Regions from separate parts of the Homo sapiens genome. Here region 2 is linked to region 1. Evidence: read pairs that join two places in POLR2A ChIA-PET (ENCODE). Cell type or tissue: GM12878. All regions are shown on one strand. Region 1 has its middle 47 kb from the start of B3GNT2. Region 2 overlaps COMMD1 (copper metabolism domain containing 1).

Region 1 (5,000 bases):
CAATACATAATACTTGATAATAAGTGTGTTACTGGTTTATGTACTTACTATACTGTGCTTTTTATCTTTTAAGTATACTCTCTACTTATTAAAAAAAAAAAAAAGTCCTTTCCACGCTACCTGCAGAGGGGTCCATACGGCGTTGTTCTGGATTCCCATCGTAACTTAAAGGGAAACTTTCACAATGTCCGGAGCCCTTGATGTCCTGCAAATGAAGGAGGAGGATGTCCTTAAGTTCCTTGCAGCAGGAACTCACTTAGGTGGCACCAATCTTGACTTCCAGATGGAACAGTACATCTATAAAAGGAAAAGTGATGGCATCTATATCATAAATCTGAAGAGGACCTGGGAGAAGCTTCTGCTGGCAGCTCGTGCTATTGTTGCCATTGAAAACCCTGCTGATGTCAGTGTTATATCCTCCAGGAATACTGGCCAGAGGGCCGTGCTAAAGTTTGCTGCTGCCACTGGAGCCACTCCAATTGCTGGCCGCTTCACTCCTGGAACCTTCGCTAACCAGATCCAGGCAGCCTTCCGGGAGCCACGGCTTCTTGTGGTTACTGACCCCAGGGCTGACCACCAGCCTCTCATGGAGGCATCTTATGTTAACCTACCTACCATTGCGCTGTGTAACACAGATTCTCCTCTGCACTATGTGGACATTGCCATCCCATGCAACAACAAGGGAGCTCACTCAGTGGGTTTGATGTGGTGGATGCTGGCTCGGGAAGTTCTGCGCATGCGTGGCACCATTTCCTGTGAACACCCATGGGAGGTCATGCCTGATCTGTACTTCTACAGAGATCCTGAAGAGATTGAAAGAGAAGAGCAGGCTGCTGCTGAAAAGGCAGTGACCAAGGAGGAATTTCAGGGTGAATGGACTGCTCCAGCTCCTGAGTTCACTGTTACTCAGCCTGAGGTTGCAGACTGGTCTGAAGGTGTACAGGTGCCCTCTGTGCCTATTCCCTACTGAAGACGGGAGCGCTCAGCCTGCCACGGAAGACTGGTCTGCAGCTCCCACTGCTCAGGCCACTGAATGGGTAGGAGCAACCACTGACTGGTCTTAAGCTGTTCTTGCATAGGCTCTTAAGCAACATGGAAAAATGGTTGATGGAAAATAAACATCAGTTTCTAAAAAAAAAAAAAGTTAACTGTAAAACAACCTCAGGCAGGTCCTTCAGGAGGGATTCCAGAAGAAGGCAGTGTTATCATAGGAGATGACAGCTCTATGCGCGTATTGCCCCTGGAGACCGTCCAGTGGGACAAGATGTAGAGGTGGAAGACAGTGATATTGATGATCCCGACCCTGTGTACACCTAGGCTAATGTGTATTTGTGTCCTGGTTTTTGACAAGAAAAAATTAAAAAGTAAATAAATTTTTAAAAATTTTAATAGGAAAAAAGCTTACAGAATGAGACTATAAAGAAAATATTTTTATACAGCTGTACAGTGTGTTTGTGTTTTCAGATAAGTGTTATTAAAAGAGAGCCAAAAAGTTAATTACAGTGAACTAAGGTTAAATTTATTGAAGAAAAATTTTTTAATTTAGTGTAGCATAAGTGTATAGTGTAAAGTCTACAGTAGGGTACAGTAATGTCCTAGGCCTTCACATTCACTGACATCTCACACACTGACTCACCTAGAGAAACTTCCAGTCTTGCAAGCTCCATTCAGATAAATACCCTAGACAGGTATACCATTTTTTATCTTTTACACCGTATTTTTACTGTATCTTTTCTGTGTTTAGACAGACAAATACCATTGTGTTACAGTTGTCTACAGTATTCAGTACAGCAACATGCTGTACAGGTTTGTAGCCCATAAACTCTACCATGTAAGTAGGCTGTACTGTCTAGGTTTGTGTAAGTACTCTGTGATGTTCACACAATGATGAAATTGCCTAATGATGCACTGCTCAGGATGTATCCCCGTCATTAAGCAACGATGACTGTATTTCCCATTATCCTTGTCAGTGCTTGGTAATACCATAATTTTTGCCAGTATGATGAGTCAAAACTCATTTTTGCATTTTTCCCAATCATTGGTGAGATTGAGCGTTTTTGTTTTTCTTTTATGTCTTTGCTACTTTTATTTCCCTTTCCATGAAATGGTCTTTTGCCTTTTGCCTGGTTTTCTTTTCTTTCTTTCTTTTGAGACAGGGTCTCGCTCTATCGCCCAGGCTGGAGGGCAGTGGCATGCGATGACAGCTCACTGCAGCCTCAACCTCAGGTGATTCTCCTATCCCAAGCCTCGCAAGTAGCTGGGGCTACAGGTGTGCGCCACCATGCCCAGCTAATTTTTTGTTACTTTTATAGAGACGGGGTTTCACTCTGTTGCCCAGGCTGGAGTACAGTGGCGCCATCCCGTCTCACTGCAACCTCCACCTCCCAGGTTCAAGCGATTCTTCTGCCTCAGCCTCCCTAGTAGCTGGAATTACAGGCATGTACCACCACACCCGGCTAATTTTTTGTATTTTTAGTAGAGACAGGGTTTCACCATCTTTACTAGGCTAAGCTGGTCTCGAACTCCTGACCTCAGGTGATCTGCCTGCCCTGGCCTCCCAAAGTGCTGGGATTATAGGTGTGAGCTACCACGCCTGGCCCTGTTTTTCTTTTGGTATTTTTCTGTTGATTTGTTGCAGCCCTTGATGTAGCCTGGAAACAATTGTCCATCAAGAAGTTTTCAATCTATTTTAGAGAGTGAAGTGGGAGGAATATTCTCAAATGTTATTGAGCACTTGCTATATGAAAATACCTTTCAAGGACTGGGACTGAGAGAAAAGAGTATACATTGTGTACATCAAACCCTATTACCGATTTAACACTGTGGTAGTGTCAGTTGAACACACACACACACACACACACACACACACACCAGTGATATAAATAAAAACTAATTACTAGGAGTAGTGAAGAAAATAAATTGCATTTTGGCTCAGTCTGCCTATTTGTGATTTTTTTCACAAGCATCCTATTGGTCCTCATCTCCTTTGGGACACTGAGGTCACTGGATTATTTTTCTGGAGGGAATTCATCAGCACTTCTTATTCTCACTGAGGTTTCTATGGAGTCTTCCTGTGAGGCTTATCCCTCATCTCCCTACCTGTCACATTGGCCCTGATCTCAAAAGGTGGAGTGGTTTCTCTTCCCAGGCTGTTTCTTCTGAAAATGACTGGCTGCCCCACCAGCGGGCTATCCTCTGGGATAAGTTAAGGATGCACCATTTTTCTGGGGTGTGGACAATTCCCAGAATCCCTCAAATGCAGATGCAGGAGGTGGCCAGTTTTTACAAAGGCAGGGCTGTGTAGGAGGAAACATAGGTGTTATCTTAGATGGGAGTGATTATTTGCTAAATGCAATTTTGACTGCTTCTAATTTGCTGCTCAGAGATTCCGTCCTTGAACCAAACACCAAAATTTTTAAGTTGAAAAGATTGAAATAGCATCAGGTAGTAATGCAGATGTTATAGAGGACAACTCTTGCATCTTTCAATTCCTTGGTAGTTTTGCCACCCCCATCCCTCATCCTTTACTGGTTTTAGTGAATTCTGAAAGGGGACTTTGATTCTCTGAATGGCACCAAGATAGAAAATGGCTTTGGTAACATCTTAGAGCAGTGAGTAGTTCTTAACCAGGGATGGACATCAGAATCCCCCAGGGAGTATCTACTAAACACCAGGCCTGCTGAATCAGAGTCTGGGTGAAAGGCAGGCACATGTAGTTAGGAAAAGCTCTGGATATGATTCAGCTGTGCCTTCATGACTAAGAGCCACTGCTCTGTTCTACTGCCATTCTGTGATAAGATCAGTACAAACCTTCAGGGTAAGTGTTCAGAAACATTTACAGCAAATTCACAGAGTATGTCTATTAAATGTAATAAGTTTGAGCTTGTATTTTGCATGTATTTTACTTTGTTTTATATTTTACAAAATTACCAGTCTGTGATGAATTGGAAATGTTAAAAATCAACCTTACTCACAGTTTGAGAAGCACTGTTCTTGGCTTGTTTAGTTGTATCCAAGTCAGACAGGCACAATTAAAAATTACCTGGTAATAAAGTAAATAATTAAGGCCGGGCACAGTGGATCACGCCTGTAATCCCAGCACTTTGGGAGGCTGAGGCACACCGATCACTTGAGCTCAGGAGTTTGAGACCAGCCTGGCCAACATGACAAAACCCCATCTCCACTACAAATAAAAAAATTAGCTGGGCATGGTGGTGGGCGCCTGTAATCCCAGCTACTCGGGAGGTTGAGGCAGGCAAATTGCTGGAGCCCGAGAGGCGGAGGTGCAGTGAGCCGAGATCACGCCACTGCACTCCAGCCTGGGTGACAGAGCAAAACTCGATCTCAAAAATAAATAAATAATAAATAAATAAATGAGAGGCCATTAGACTCAGACTTCTCTAGTGCCTTAGGTTCCTTTCTAAGCAAATCAAAACCCAACTCAAAGTGGCCTAGGAAAACAAAACTTAAGCATAACCAGTCAAAACCTGCTAACCTCTAACTAGAAACTACCAATCAGAAACCACCAACTAGCCTCTAACTAGGGACTTCCACTTCAACGAATCAAATTGTGGTTTGGCAATGTCCAATTCATGAATCGCGGTCTCAAACCTTTTTAAAATTTTAATGTGTCTAAGTTTATCTAACACTGGTTTGGTAGCCTTGTGATCCTGGTGAGTAACTCTCTAGGTATCAGTGACCTCCTCTGGTGGGTCTTTGAGAGAATTAGAGATAATGAATGTATCCAAAGCACCCAGCACCATGCCTGACATTCACAAAAGTTATAGAAGCCCATCGTAAAACAGTTCCTAACAAAACTGTCTTCCAATTAGTTGTTGAAGAACACACAGAATCCTAGAGGTTGGTGACTGCTGCATCATATTGTAACCAACCCAGAGTGCACAGGATAACAGATTTGTGCAGCCTCTCTAAACAGTTTAACTTGGAGTTCAGCCATGGGGAAGGGAGCTTAGTGGCCATGGCACTATAGTACAAACCTC
Region 2 (5,000 bases), 68 kb before region 1:
GGCAGGCACCTGTAGTCCCTGCTACTCGGGAGGCTGAGGCAGGAGAATGGCGTGAACCCAGGAAGCGGAGCTTGCAGTGAGCGGAGATCACACCAATGCAAAAAAAAAAAAAAAAAAAAAAAAAAAGGTGGAGCCGGGCACGGTAGCTCATGCCTGTAATCCCAGCACTTTGGGAGGCCGAGGTGGGTAGATCATGAGGTCAAGAGTTCGAGACCAGCCTGGCCAGCATGGTGAAACTCTGTCTCTATTAAAAATAAAAAAAATTAGCCGGGCATGGTGGCACATGCCTGTAATCCCAGCCACTCGGGAGGCTGAGGCAGGAGAATGGCGTGAACCCAGGAGGTGGAGCTTGCAGTGAGCTGAAATCGCGCCACTGCACTCTAGCCTGGGCTACAGAGCGAGACTCCGTCTCAAAAAAAAAAAAAAAAGAAAAGAAAAAATGGTGGGGCCAGGCACGGTGGCTCATGCTTGTAATCCGAGCACTTTGGGAGGCCGAGGTGGGTGGATCACAAGGTCAGGAGTTTGAGACCAGCGTGGCCAGCATGGTGAAACTCTATCTCTATTAAAAATTAAAAAATAAAATAAAAGTAGCCGGGCATGGTGGCACATGCCTGTAATCCCAGCCACTCGGTAGGCTGAGGCAGGAGAATGGCGTGAACCCGGGAGGCGGAGGTTGCAGTGAGCCAAGATTGCGCCACTGCACTCCAGCCTGGGCAACAGAGTGAGACTCCATCTCAGAAAAAAAAAAAAAAAAGAATTGTGGTGACCAAAGTTTTTATTTGCAGAGGAAGCCTTCAGGTGGTAGGCTTTAGAGAGAATAGGTTGTAAAATGTTTCTTTTCAGGCTTAAAGTCTGTGTTGATGTTAATATCAGAGAGGTATAATGAGGCATGTCTGACCCCCACCTCCCATCATGTCCTAAACCAGTCTTTCACGTTAAATTTTAAAAGTGCCCTTGTTACAGGAAAGGGGTCCCGAACCAGACCCCAAGAGAGGGTTCTCAGATCTTGTGCAAGAAAGAATTCAGGGTGAGTCCACAGCGCAAAGTAAAAGCAGGTTTATTAAGAAAGCAAAGTAGTGAAAGTACAGCTACTCCATAGACACAGTAGGGCGTTCCTGAAAGAGAAGGAAAGCATCCACCCTGGGTACAGTGCTTGTTTATATACAGGATAAAAAGATCATGGGGGGATGTGCTCTGCTACAAGCATTCGTTCTTAATTACTGTATTTTGCAAGAATCAATATTATTATCTTTAAAGCAAAATTAGGAATGCCTTTGCTCTCCATATATTGGGATATTAGGACAGTCCCAAGTCTGGGTCTGTTTAGTAAATATTATCAATCTGTTCCCTTCACCGGAAACATCTAGAGGCTAGATGCTGGGAAGGCAGCCCAGCAAGTCCCAGCCTCATTTTCCTTGCCCTCACTCAAGATGGAGTTGCTCTGGTTTGAACACCTCTGACACCCTGGCTGAGAAGGAAGTCCATTCAGATGGTTGGAGAGGTGTTAGAAGTTTATTTTGGGTTTACATTTTTTGTGTTTTTTTGGGTAGCATAGTTAATGGACATAGTACGTACTTAGAAACAAACCATTTTTCCTTCAGACTTTATTCCTGGAGACATCACTTTAAACAACATCTTTCCAAGCTCAAGGCAAAATTCTCTCTGCTGGTGTCTGTCAGATGTCAACAGAAAAAAAATGGATTGAACTGGAAATTCACTAAGAATTGGTATAATAAGGCTTTTATGTAGCATTTAAATAAATAGGGAGAGGTGGACTGTGAAGCACTGGAAAGTATTATCTCTGAATATAATCTTTCCAAAAGGTCTGGATATAATCTTTCCAAAAGTTAGCACCCAAAGAATTATACTTCCTGGAAAATGTAAATAGTTTTGCACCTCAGATTTCCTCCTGTAGTAATGACTGGCATTCTGTGTGACTTGCTCTTGTACCTACCTATGGTAAGAATCATATAAACAATATGCTTCCGAAGAATGTCCACAAAGAAAACCAGAATGAAGATGAAGACTTGGGCCAGGAGTAGTGGCTCATGCCTGTAATCCCAGTACTTTGGGAGGCTAAGGCAGGAGAATGATTTGAGCCCAAGAGGTTGAGACCAGCTTGGACAACATAGGGAGACCCTGTCTCTACAAAAATAAAAAATAAAAAAAGAGATGAATACTGGCAATGTGCCTGCCTTATTCACTGCCCTGTTCCTAGTACCCAGTAGAGTTGGCTGAAAATAAGTATACTTTGAGTAAGTGGATAACATTATCTGTTCTGTATACTTGGTGTTTGTTCGTTGGTGCCTGAGATGTACATTTGGGCCATGTTGTGGTCAGGGGAGAAATCACTGGGGGAGTTGTTGAATGTAATTGACTTCCAGCAGAGAAACAGGAGTTCATAGTCCCAATTCTCTTTAAACAGTCACTAAATGGGATAAAGAACTCTCAAGTAAATTTTATTTGTCAAGCTCCTTTTCAAAAATTACAAAAGACTGCTACTGATAAAACTACTGAAAAATACAAAAATATACAAAACTTAAATAAGAGATCCCCATTTCTACCAATATTAGTATTCTTTGACATCATTTCTCCTGCAAATACAAACATAATCATACTTATGGAGTTCTGGATGATAGTTGGAATTTTTTTTTTTTTTTTTACCAAAATTGGCTATATTATATATATTACTCAGGCAAGTTGCTTTACTGAATAGATCATGGCCAACTCTCTGGCTCAACAGATACAAATATAACATTGTTTCTTTTTTAATAGCTGCATAATACTTATTCCATATTCTGGGGAAGGTTCTGTTAATGACATTTAAGATGTTTCTACTTTGTTGTTTTTATTGGTGTTTTTGCTACTACAAACCAGAAAAAAAAAATTCTATATGTATATATACCCTTAGATACTGGTGCTTTTGTTTTTTGATTTTAGGATTAGGATTTCTGTTGCAAAAGGTATACATGCATTAATTTTAATAGCTACTGCTGGATCACTTTTCAGAAGGTTGTAATAGTTCACACTTCTGCCAGCAACATATCAGATTTTTCCTTTGTCTACATCTCTACCATCCCTGAATGTTACCCTCTAGTTTTTCTCAATCTAGATTTTTTTTTTTTTTTTGAGACAGAGTCTCACTGTGTTGCCCAGGCTGGAGTGCAATGGCGTGATCTCGGCTCACTGCAACCTCCGCCTCCCGGGTTCAAGCAATTCTCCTGCCTCAGCCTCCCAAATAGCTAGGATTACAGGAATGTGCCACCACACCCGGCTAATTTTGTATTTTTAGTAGAGACGGGGTTTCTCCATGTTGTCAGGTTGGTCTTGAACTCCCGACCTCAGGTGATCTGCCTGCCTCAGCCTCCCAAAGTGCTGGGATTACAGGTGTGAGCCACCGTGCCTGGCCCAATCTAGATTTTTTTTTTAAATGATATCCCTTGTTGCTTTACTCTACATTTCCTTGTCCACCAGTGAGGTTGAGTCTGTTGTCATGTCTACTAGCTATCTAGATTTCCTCTTAGTAATTGCCTGTGCACATCCTGTACCTCCTTTTTCTCTCGGATGATTTATGATTTCCTTATCGATTTATAAAAGCTTTTTGAATTACAGGAATTTAAAATCTATTATGTATTGTAGTTGATTGCTTTTTTTACTTTGTTAATGATTTTTTTCTTCAGAAAAAATTTCAATTTGTATATATTCAAATATGTCAATCTTATGCTTTTATTTGAGGTTTCCTGCTTTTTTTAGATCTCTAAAACCATTCTGTTTTGGGTTTTTATGTTTGTTTTGGCATTAACATTAAATTTGTAACCTACTAGGAATTTGTACAGAGTGTAAGTCGGGAATCTAATTTCCCTTTTTTGGTAGTTAGAAAATGTCATTGAAATATATATACTACATTTATCGTTGGACCACAGAATTAACCTTGTATCCATTAGTTTGACATTTATCACTGGATGGAGGGTTAGGAATTAGATATAGGACCTCTCTCACCTGAAAAGTGACCAAATTACAAAAGCTTGTATACATTTCTGATTTGTGATGCTGAATTTTTTATGTCTCTGTGATGCTGAACAACAGAACATAGACTTTTTCCAGTTCTAAATGCATACATACTTTGCTGATACCTGAACCAGAATCTCGTAAATGTTCTCATACTGCATTATTTCTGTATCCTTTTAATCTCTGTTAATTTGAAGCAGGGAGACCTTAGAACACTCAAGTGGTAATCCTGGCACTAGCAGGAAGTAGGAGCTGCTGGAGGACCTGGAGCCAGGTTGTCCCCCACACCTCTGTCTTTCCCTTAGATGACGCACCCCATGGTCTGTGGGCAGTGACTAGCTCTCCCAGCGACGTTGGAAGCTTTCATTTCTTCACTTTCTATTCCTGTCCAGCTTTGTAACCAAAACAGTTTTAAAATTTTAGGCTGTCTTGGCCGGGTGCGGTGGCTCACACCTGTAATCCCAGCACTTTGGGAGGCCGAGGCAGGCGGATCACAAGGTCAGGAGTTCAAGACCAGCCTGACCAACATGGTGAAACATCGTCTCTACTAAAAATACAAAAATTAGCTGAGCGTGGTGGCACGTGCCTGTAGTCCCAGCTACTCAGGAGGCTGAGGCAGAAGAATTTTTTTGTTTTGATTTTGAACATAGATTGGTTGGTTTTAAGCTTTAGCTTTTTAAATAGGTAACATATATGCACATGTAAAAAAATCAACAATTAGAAAACCATATACAGTAAAAAAACAAGTTTCCTTCCCTTCCTTGATATCAGCTATCCAATTCCCCTTTTTAGCATCTCTCATTTTTAGGAGACATCTTTGTTAAATTTGGCCAGGCACAGTGGCTCACACCTGTTATTCCAGCACTTTGAGAGGCTGAGGCAGGAAAATGGCTTGAGCCCAGGAGTTTGAGACCAGCCTGGGCAACATACTGAGACCCCATCTCTACAAAAAATTTAAAAATTAGCTAGGTGTGCTGGCACATGCCAGTAGT

Evidence for each region. ChIA-PET counts read pairs that join two places held together with the same protein. Peaks named below come from ENCODE experiments on the same cell type or tissue, not always from the same donor. Only the 100,000 strongest peaks of a DNase experiment are listed, where the experiment ranks them.
Region 2: POLR2A ChIA-PET joins it to region 1 with 6 read pairs; 5 of 35 experiments call an interaction of 5 or more read pairs at or near these places.

What each region holds. Positions count from the first base shown.
Region 1 is chr2:62,146,193-62,151,192 of GRCh38, forward strand. It overlaps the pseudogene RPSAP26. Among named protein-coding and RNA genes, the nearest start is that of B3GNT2, 47 kb to the right of the region's middle. RefSeq lists an enhancer at 4,359-4,438. In GM12878, no CTCF peak of the experiment used is centred here; no DNase peak of the experiment used is centred here; H3K27ac peaks cover 4,812 bases.
Region 2 is chr2:62,078,141-62,083,140 of GRCh38, forward strand. All of the region lies in intron 2 of COMMD1 (copper metabolism domain containing 1), which reads left to right. Among named protein-coding and RNA genes, the nearest start is that of B3GNT2, 120 kb to the right of the region's middle. In GM12878, no CTCF peak of the experiment used is centred here; no DNase peak of the experiment used is centred here.